Linked DNA regions of Mus musculus: region 2 is linked to region 1. A link is a loop called in an ENCODE intact Hi-C map of the cell type or tissue named here. Cell type or tissue: left cerebral cortex. All regions are shown on one strand. Links, peaks and the distances in the headings refer to the core of each region. The heading gives the core; the rest is flanking DNA.

Region 1 (5,386 bases), core at 294-5,293:
ATTTTTACACTTAAAAAAAATCTGTATCTTTGGTTGAATAAACAAATATTTAAAAATGTGCTGCCTGGCCTTGGCCCCTGGGTTGATTTTGTGTAGCCATAGGATTTTCAGATGTAAAATCAAGGCAGCAGTAGGGTTGCTGTCAATATTAAATGGCATGTAAGCAAAAAACATTTAGCACATGCTACAAAGATAGCCACTGTTTAAATAACTGTCGGCAACGGCTTGCCAGTTGTTGTAAGTACTTTTATGTATTATAATATTTTTCTGACTGGGTGATATGTTTGCTGCTAAAGGAATTATGTGCTTATTCCAAACAGGGAGAGCCAAACACATGATGAGACACACATTCTATTCTAAGAGAGCATACTTGTCTATGCCTCAGAGGTGCTCCCCACACCACCTCAGGTGCTCCCTAGATCTGTTGTTACTTCTTAGAAGATATACATGAAAGCCATGTATTTCTGATTGAGGGAAATTTGTATTGTGTTGTATGTACTGAGAGGCACCTAGTACTGACCAAGGTCTGGATGACATGCTGGCCAGTGGCAGCTGGGGTGTCCATGTTGCAGTGGACACTGTGTCACTCAATCGGGACACAGCCAACTCAGCTGCCCCATGCCACAGCCTTAGGTCTTGGGTGGTGAATGAAATGCTGTGTGAAGAGGGATCCATACTGACCTGTCTGATAGGCTTTCCATGAGACTCTGAGTGTTCAAGTAACAACACCTCACAAATTACTTCCATACTGTTAAAAGAAGGATTTGTTCATAAGAAAAAGAGACCCAGTTTGAACTGTTTGGAGATAGGTTCTCGCAAATACCCAAATACTCCAAAGTCTCTTTAGAATGGGAACTACTGTCATTCAGATCGAAATAACATTGTTATTTTCTTATTTCCTAAGTACTAGATTGTTGTTTTCATATCAACTGACTACATGGGGGCACCAAGGCATACAGTAAGTGAAAGGTTTTATTACAACTATGAGAAAGAGAACCACCAGATGCATCTAGAAGAATCTAGAGCAGGAGGAGAAAGTAGTAGATTGGACATGTTCTGTAGACTGGACTTGGCCATGAGAGGAGAGAGAGGGGGAGCAGAGCAAGAGAGGAAGAGACAGAGACAGGGATAACCAAGAGACAGGGACAGGTCTGGGAACTAAGATGTGTGTGTGCCCGAGCGTGTGTGTGTGTGTGTGTGTGTGTGTGTGTGTGTGAGAGAGAGAGAGAGAGAGAGAGAGAGAGAGAGACAGAGACAGAGACAGAGAGAGAGACAGACACAGAGAGAGAAAGACAGAGAGAGCAAGAGAGTGCTCCATGGCTGGAGATAGAATAAGGAAGAGCAGGCGAGAAGATCCAGTTTGCCTGCAGACCCTGAAATGTACAACATGGACTTATGCTACCGAGGGTACCAGGGGCCAGCGTGTGCTTTGATATGCTAATATGTACGACAGTCATACATCCCTTCTGCCAGTGATAAAGAAATGGCTCTTTTGGTAGAGGGGAAGTGGCTTCCTGAGTTCCTGAGAAATGCTGCCTTTTGTCTAACTGCCAGAATTTGGACCTGTCAATTTTACCCCCGAGGAATAGTCAGTAATGCTTATACATCACAAACATGCCAGCATTAATACTGTAGGTGGGTCGGTTCTCACCTTGAGCTTGTTCAGTGTTTGGGAAAGAAAGACTTTTATAATGGATGTTATTTTCTGCTTCTTTATTGTAGATAACATCCCTGGAGATTAATTATAAAAGCAACAAAAAGAAACCTGAATGCAGAATACCCATATAATGTGTTAATATATTTAGCTGTTGTGAAGAAATGCTAACCCTACCTTGATTTTTCTTGTTTAATTGTGATTTCCCTCACCTAAAAGTGAGAATTATTTTATCTTCATGGATGATGAAACTACTACACTTATTCTTGAGGCCATGATTATATTAATACATCAAACACATTGCAGTGTGTATTTTTAACTCCGAGAATAGTAAATTGGTTGTGTAGGCACGTATGTCACAAGTTTGTGTCAAAACATCCATTTTAATAACAATACTTCTTAAAATAAAAGAGAGTGTACTCTGACCCTGAGATGAGGCATTCTCTTTCTACATTTTTTGATGTAGAGGGTTTATGGCTTCTCCACCCTCCCCCAATGCCACTAACAGTGGGGTGGACTATATTGCTTATCTTTGCCAAGAAGTTTTAAATGCAATATATGGGAAGCAGATGGTGAGTGGGGATAAAATATAGTCAGCTCGCCTGCTGAGTCCTGCAATGGAGGCTGTGAATAAGACCACGAATACAGTCGTTTGTCAAGGTCCAAAGTGATTCAAGGAGTAAGTGTGTTCATGGACTTTTTAGGAAAACAACAACAACAACAAAATATCTCTTACATTCTAAGAGTTGCCAACTTGTGCTGGGCCCCTCAGATGAGTGAATGCTACACTTCAGAGTGTTACATTTCACTTAAGCTTGGCATCCTGCTGTGCATCCGGGCTGATTAACTCGCCTCTAAGAACAGAGGAACAAGTAAGCTTATTCACCTTGGATTTCCCATGTAGTCCATTTTACAACCGAAGCTAATGAATGCACAGCTTTAACTGTAACTTACCTATTCTTCCATGCCCGCCCCCCCCCCCCCGAGCTTGAGACCCACGCTTCTCTCTGTGTATGAGTGATTATAATGATTATTTTCTGAAAACAGCAGGCCAGTTGAAAGCCATACATATCCAGCATAAGTGCTGCCAACAGCATGCAGGTACTGCTTGATGGACAGTGTGTTTGTTATCCGGGTCAATTGGGGGTCATCTGTTTAATCCGTTGGAAAACTTGTTAAAGATTACTATAAAGTATTGCTTATTCCTTCTCCCTGTGATGCTTTCTACTGTTCAGATAAATATAAAATAAAGCCCTTTCCGAGGGAGAGACAGAGGCCTGGGGCTAGAAGCCGGGGAGTCACACTTGGGCTCCCTTTTGGTCAAAGCTCTCCAAGAGGAAGATTGTGATTTCTTTCCTTAATGTGACACAGGTACATTTTGATGGTCTGGTGTCACCTTCAGTTGGTTAACTGACACAAGTCAGAGTCTCACAATGTTTTACAAAGTAAGGGACAAACACTAGAAAGACATCCACAATTATGTCATGCTATTGAGAATAATTAATTTTGAAACAGATGAGCTGTGTTCAGTGTATTGGGGAATAGGCATTATTTTTCTGAGGTAGCATTTGTAAATGGTCTAAGCAAATGGCTTCCCTTTTACCTCATAGAATCTCACAGAGGTGAGCTAAAGAAACTTAAAATGTTGTGGAGAGCAAAGATTTAGAACCAGTGTATTTTTGGTGGTAGAGTAAATTCTTTTTTATTTTCCTTTAGGGTTCCAGTCCACCTTGCCCCAGTCTATTTAGAAAATTAAAATAAATTGTTGGATTTAAAAAAATTTTTTTGAGACAGGGGTTCTCTGGGTAGCCCTGGCTGTTCTAGAACTCACTCTGTAGACCAGGCTGGCCTGGAACTCAGAAATCCCCCTGTCTCTGCCTACCAAGTGCTGGGATTAAAGGTGTGTGCCATGACTGCCCGGCTTATAAAACATTTTCAACTTCCACTAAGTCGATATGTAATACATAGTTTCTTGCTTCCATACAGTAACTGTTGTGTGCTTAGATTATCCAAAGTACTATTTGGGCATTGGACAATTTGGGCAAACCAAATGGGTGCAGATCCTACATGGATGGAGCCTATATTTGAGTTGGGGAGAGTCCATCAATAGATGGTAAATAATACATAGGTGTATTCTTTACCATCAATAGATGGTAACTAATTCATGGGTGTATTCTTTTATGGTTTGAAAGACTAAAAAAAATATTATGGGGGAATAAAAGAGAAAGGGAACGGAGAGAGGGAAGTATGGATGTGCTGAGCTATTGATAGCATCCAGCATTTCAGGAGCTGGCTGTAGAACTTGCTGAGAAGGGCTAGGGAAAGCAGATTGACCTCTGTGAGGGGAAGTGAGTTCTAGGTAGAAGGAATAGCTAGGGAGACAGGATTTAATAGGAGTAGGACAGAGGGTGGAGCTTGTTAGAAGGATCATAAAGAGACACTGGTGATCAAGGAGAGAGGAGAAGGCTGGGAACTCAGAGAGAGGAAGAAGGGGATAAAGGAGAAGAGAGCCTGTATGCTCAGCAGCCATTGTAAAGACCCTCTGTGTACATTGACATGAAAGGGTATTCCTGATAAGCATTGGATGGAGGGTGATGTGTCTGAACTTTGTAGTGGTCATTGTTATTGATGGGCCGTCCTGCTTACATAAGGTTGCTCTGAGAAGTGTTTTGGTGGTAACTCAGAGGAATGGAGAAGCAGCTACCTCCATAGCCCAGTGAAGCTGTTGGAATTGGATGTAGACTTTGGTGATATGCACCTGGTGCTGGCTTTGTAAGCAGTAGAGTATGTAGGAGTTGTAGCATCTTAGAGACTTCCCTTATAATTTTAGAGAAAAGTCTGGAGAACCAAGTTTGGGTAGGATTGGTATTCCTGCGAGGCAGCCCTTCAGAGGGAAATGCCTGCGGCTATGAGGGTGAAGGTGAGCCAGTGGTGGAGACTTTAGGATGTTGGAGGTGTCAGAAAACTGTAATATCTGCCGGGGAAGTGAATAGAGGCACTGAAGACAGGCCAGTGTGGGGTGCACATGGCAGAGCCATAGGAATTTGGCTGTTCAAGGTTTTGGGGAGCTCAGATCATGGTTTCATATCCCCTAATGCCAGCCACGGAGCTCCAGTGTTTGTAGTTTTCCTGCTGCACTATAGTCTTGGCTTTGGTATCTCTCCTCTTTTTCTATGCCTCCATTATCTCCTTTTGAAATAGGAATGTTTACTCCCAGCCATTATACTTAGAACTATTTTTGCGTTTACTTTGCAGGGATTCACAGTTAAAAGTTTGACTTGATCTCAGGAGAGAGTTTGAGTTTGGGCTTTTGAACACCACTGGGGCTGTGAAGACTATGGAGAAATTTAAACTTAGACTAAATCCCTCTCTCATTATGAGACGCAAATAGGACTTCGGTGGGGCATGGGAAACTGTTATGGTTGGATAGCAAATGTTCTATCGGAGCCTCATATGTTGAGAGTTTGGCTTTCAGCCGGTCATGCTGTTTTGGAAGGTTCTGAAAAGGTTAGGAGGTCTGGGTAAAGGAACCAGGCATTTGGGGGCATATTGCCTTGGGTCCCTTCCTATCACATCACTGTTTCCTGTCTACCAGGGATGAGTGGCTCTCCTCTGCCACATACACTGGCTGCTGTGACATTTAAATATAATCAAGCAGCCAAGGGGTAAACTCTCTGAGATCATGGAGGAGAATAACAATTTTCTCATTTAGGTTATTTCTCTCAGGTATTT
Region 2 (5,386 bases), core at 218-5,217, 350 kb after region 1:
TAGAAGTGTATAGGTAGAACCTCTCTCTATACAAACTTTCTATTAAATGCTTTAACCTGCATATTTAAGGATGAATCATGAGGATCTGGGGTTGTAGCTAAACCAGTAAAGTGTGTTTTGCACATGTGTGAGGAGGATTTGGGTAAAGATGCCCAGGTCCCACATACAAATTGGAAGCAATAGTGACACCTGTAATATCAACTCTGTGGGAGTAGAGTTGGTGGGTCCTTGTAACTCACTGGTCTGCCAAACAAGGAATTCTGGGAGCTCCAGGTTCAGTGAGAGACCTTGTCACAAAATTAAATAAATAAAGATGGAGAGTAACAAAGAAAAAATGTCCAAGGTCAAGGACAACACACAGACACACAGACACACAGGATGCACCCAAAATGCATTACTAAATCAACTCAAATGTGCCCAATACACATCATTTTTAACAGCTGTATCATATTCTGTGTGTGGCTGTATTTTGTCCCTCCAACCCATTCCTTTCCTGACAACGACTTTTCCATATTTTCCCCACATAAATGGACCACAGAGAACATTTTCACACTTGCTTTTCTTTAACAGGTATTCCATACTGCCTTATTTCTAAGGGTTTGATTACTGTTTATTTACAAACCAAACATAACATAAGATCCTTTAAGACAACCACACAGGTTCTTGGCTCACTCCATGGTCCTATAAACAAGTAAGCCATTGTCAAACTGACAGACACGTTGGAACATGGGAAACGACAACATTCTTCAGTTTGTGTCCTGAGTTCCTGACTCCAACTCTCACCCTATTACACCCCATCCCCAGTTTCTCCCATCTGGTCTTTCACAGGACTGCAAGGTCCTGCTTCCACTGCATTTCCTGTAAGGAACTTTCATTTGAGTCCATCTCCTGAAAGCTTGATGTAGTCATACGCACACACACACACACACACACACACACACACAGACAAACACATACATACATACATACATACATACATACATGCATACATACATACACATATACACATACATATACATACCCGCACATGTACATACACATGCATATACATGCACACACATACACACACATGCACACACAGAGACATACATATACACACAGAGGGAGAGAGAGAGAGAAAGAGGGAGAGGGAGGAGAGAGAAAAGGAGATGGAGAGGGAGAAACTTACACTTTCCAGCTCACAGCACCTTCTTCACCTGTCTTACAATCATTTTCCCCAAGGGTGCGCAGGTCCTTATGCCCTGACAATTCACCTGCCTCTTAGTGGGAGGAACCATCTTGACTGAATAGAATCCAAAGGCAGGAAAGTCCTAAAGAATATTCCTTAGACTTGGAGAATTTACCTAAATATCAGTCATGCATATTGCTGCTTTCTTATAGAACCATGGTCAGCACACGTTCTCTCAAGAACCTGGTACTCAATATTGTGAGTTCGGTCAGGGCTACCCCTTTTCAACTAAGCCACTGTCATGAAAGTAGCCACCAGAAGGAAATGTGCCAGTAACTATGGCTGTTTGTGATTAAATCCTACTTTTCAGAACACAGTAGAAATTGACTCCCAGACCATTCATTTCCAGCTTCTATCCTAAAACTGTCCAGTGTGACATCACTCACCCAAGTGACAATCAGATCCTAGTGCTGTGCCTTTTTCAACAAAAATTGATTACTCTTACATCTTCTGAGATAGGCATCTAGTCTATGGGTTGGAACTTCATGAACATGGAGATAGTAGTGACCAATACCTGTGTGGAGATCACACATCTGTAGCAGAATAAGAAGGAGCCACAGAGAGTAGAGAGTACTGGGGTTGTAGAAGGTGTTGCCTTCTATAGAGAGATCCAGGTGAATGAGTGTCTGACACTTGCCGCAGCCATAGCAACCTCACAGAAGATCCTGAAGGTTCATTGCAGAACTAGAGCTATGCCCCTATGGAAGTATAGTCCAAGCATCTGGGAAAGTCAGTGAATAGTAACAGGAGTCGCATAGAGCCTTTTCACTAAGCCATAAGCTATCCATTCATCTGTAGTGTGCCACAGGCCTCATTGTTTACAGAGTTCCCACAGTAGATCATTTCACCGAGCAAACATAGCACTGTCTTTTCTACTGTCAACGAGATCAAGTTCTAAGTAGAATTCTGCAGGGAGTCCCCCTGTAGTCTGGCTCCCCACACCTCTGCAGACCCAACTCTGCATTGTGCAAGTGTTACAGCCAAAGTAGTTGATAATGCTGATTTGGGTCCTCCCAAGGACTCTCATGTCTGTGAAGGAGCAGAAGGCACCCTCTCTGTGATCTGTGGTAAGAAAGCCTACATGAGGTATCCAAAGATTTCACTTTGCATCCTAGCTGCCTAAGATGGGGCAAGTTGTCCCGTGTTTCTGAGCCTCAGTTTCCACATTTATAAACCATGGATATTATCCCTGCCTTGTAGGGTTGTTGTGAGAATGGAGTAAGGTTCAGTGAAGTTAGACCTTGGAGCCATTATGCCCCTATAGATTTCTCAATGATGAACCATTCACAGGATTTGGCTTGGCTATCTCCCTAGTGAACAAGCATTTGAAATTGAGACATAAGTAAATATACCCTTGATAAATTGCAGTGGCTTATATTTTAAAATACTACCAAATACATCATTTGATTTATCTTAAAATAATTTACAAAAACCCCATTGACATTATATGAGACAGGCAACCTTCTATTTTAAAATTTTGTATGAAAGATCTAAGATTTCACCAACACAAACTGCAGAGGGATGCTGTAAGAGGGTTTCATTTAATTCATAGTGCTGTAAACATTATAAAATTAAGGGTACAATCCCCTAACGTGTCTGAAAACAGGTAAGCAGAGTTGAAATTGTTCTTTTTCCTCATCTTCTTTACAAAATGACCAGGCTATAACACTGAGCCCCAGAGGTTGTGATATCCAGCATCTCACACTGGCCATCAGATACTTGCTGCTTAAGCTCAAATCCTCTCTTTATAGGTCACATGCCTGTTCTAGGAGAATGTAAATAAGTCCTGACAACACAGAGATACTCAGGGAACCTAAGAAAAACTAAATACATTGAGCTGTTAAAGTAGTCTACAGGTTGTATGCGTATTGGTCCATAATACATAGTGGCCTGTACAATGTTTTGAAAATGGTGTTTACTGAGTGCACAGACCAACCAGGTAGACATGTGGTACGTTCATGTCACAGATTGACCACTAGGTGTCAAGTGCTCAAACAGTCACTCCGTGTCACAGACCAAGGAACTGAGTCCTAGGCATGAAACAGGTGTCTCTGCATGGATTTTCCTCTCCTTGACCCCCTGCCTGCACCAGAGGCAGCTCCTCACTCGGTAGGCTGAACACCATAACAGAAGGGCCAAAGATGGGGCCGAAAGTCAAACTCTTTCCGGTTTTTGTTTTGTTGATGCTGTTTCTATTAAGAAAACCAAGAGATACCTAACGAATGAGTGGAATGCACTTCTGCTGTGGCAAACATGTTCACAGAAGCTATAGATAAAAAATATGCGACTTAACCTATAAGCCTTTCAGACTTCTAGGCAGATTTGGTAGCCAAGTTGTTTGCTTCTCTGCTCTGTCAGGACCGAGGCACGGGCCTGTCAGTGTGGTTGACATGAAAACCATCAAGTGCAGTAAGAGAAACACGTGTGCAAAGCAAATGATTATAAGTTTATAAGAATCATAAGTATATGCAGATAAATTAATTATCTCAAGTTCCCTGCCTAAATTAATTAAGTCGGTAATTAGCAACCGTGGGGAAGTCTCATTTTCAAAACTTCTGCATTTGCTTTGCAGCAGGAACCTTGGTTTTTAATGAAGAACCGACAATGAAAGAGGCACAAAATTAGTCCACACTGGGTGCTGCAACATCCCAAAAGTTAATGAATTCTCTGACATTCAGCAATGCAACTTAGTCACTTATACACTTATCTGAGCACAGCCACAGTGCTGTGATCTTCTGATTGAAATAATAGGAGCCAGACTTTGAAATAATGCTTATTATTTACCTATGTCCCACACTGTTCCCCACTGTCTCAGGTGCTTACTCCTCAAAGCCCGAAGAGATCATCCTCCAGGAGGAGTGGATGGAAAGACTTTTAAGTTTCACTATTCAAAGTCAGAGTTTCTGAACAAAGGTTCCTGCTTCCTTTAAATGTTAAGCCGAGGAAATGTTCTAATGAGACTGTGCAGAGAAACACCTGATAATTCGCTGTCATTTACCCCGAGGTTTCTATTTAAATTTGTGCTGCTGTCATGATTTATTCTTACCTCACAGGATAATGAATCCAGATTTTATTTCTGTTCTTTGCCAGACTTGTACAGCAGGCAAAGTGTTTGAAAATCAAAGGAAAAGAAGATATTGACTTGGATAATCTCTTCAGAGGTAAAAACAAAAACAAAAACAAAACAAAACAAACCCCCCCCAAAAGACACAAAAAGCAACAGTAGCAAAGTCACAGAGCCAGCTTTTGCTTTTTGTTGTGGACAATGTCCTATGTGTCTGTTGGGATTCATCATAGTGGTAGGGAATGTAGCCAAGAACCTGACTCAAAGTCAAGAGACTCTTAGACTCAGGGCCTGCTATCTACCCCCAAGTAACAGGTTCTGTTACTTCAAAGCCCCTTTCTTAGTTTTCTTATTTTTAAAGGTGAAAAGGTCCCTATCATCTCTGCAGTCCTGTTCATGTCAGGGAAGATCCAGTCTTGTGGAGATCAGCGTTTACTGTGGGCTCTCTACATCTACAGTGGCCACATAATACAGCCAGGAAAGTCACTGTGGTTAACCAATGGGACAGCCGATAAGTGGGCATTATTGGTAGGTCAGGCAGAAAGTTACTGGGTAGAAAGCTTAATTGCTGAGATGAGGTGTTTGTTGGGATCGAGAAAAGGAAGAGAGACATCCTGTTTTCACCCAGGTGTTTCCTTCCTCTGACTTTCCAATGCAGACACAATGGGAGGCCTGGCTCTGTGGTGACCAGCTAAGGTCTTCCTTCAGTTTGCCCTGTCCTCATACTGATATTTAAATCTGGCCAGATGAACACGTTGATCGTTTACAATCAGAATGCTATGTCTTCAGCCACTGTGGCCCTTAAATTCTTAGATCACCAAACATGGTAGGAGATCTGTTGACGAATTTTCTGCTGAATTGGGAAGGAAATTAACACAACTCGAGAGTCCTGTAGCAGTCCCACCACAGTGTCACGATTGAGTTCTCTTAGGATTAAAAAAGGGCCAGACAATCACTGAGCACAGGGTTGTGGTGGCCAAGAGCAAAACTACTCTCTTTGGATGGGGCAAGGCTCGGCCTGGGTTTGAAAGAGCTCTAAGTTTCCATCCAAGTCACAAAGAGACAGGGTCTTTTCCTGAGGAAATAGGGGGCAA

The links. Hi-C counts contacts between places; a loop is a spot of excess contacts. Peaks named below come from ENCODE experiments on the same cell type or tissue, not always from the same donor. Only the 100,000 strongest peaks of a DNase experiment are listed, where the experiment ranks them.
Region 2: a loop joins it to region 1, with 2.9 times the contacts of the local background. A loop is called at or near these places in 2 of 42 quality-filtered maps.

What each region holds. Positions count from the first base shown.
Region 1 is chr17:68,289,738-68,295,123 of GRCm38, forward strand. The region is part of intron 1 of L3mbtl4 (L3MBTL4 histone methyl-lysine binding protein); the gene reads left to right. Among named protein-coding and RNA genes, the nearest start is that of L3mbtl4, 19 kb to the left of the region's middle. In left cerebral cortex, for the core only: no CTCF peak of the experiment used is centred there; a DNase peak (open chromatin) is centred at 2,307.
Region 2 is chr17:68,637,181-68,642,566 of GRCm38, forward strand. It overlaps L3mbtl4 (L3MBTL4 histone methyl-lysine binding protein), which reads left to right. Exons shown (of 21, transcript NM_177278.5): 16 at 4,319-4,389. Among named protein-coding and RNA genes, the nearest start is that of Tmem200c, 200 kb to the right of the region's middle. In left cerebral cortex, for the core only: a CTCF peak has its summit at 3,189; a DNase peak (open chromatin) is centred at 4,179.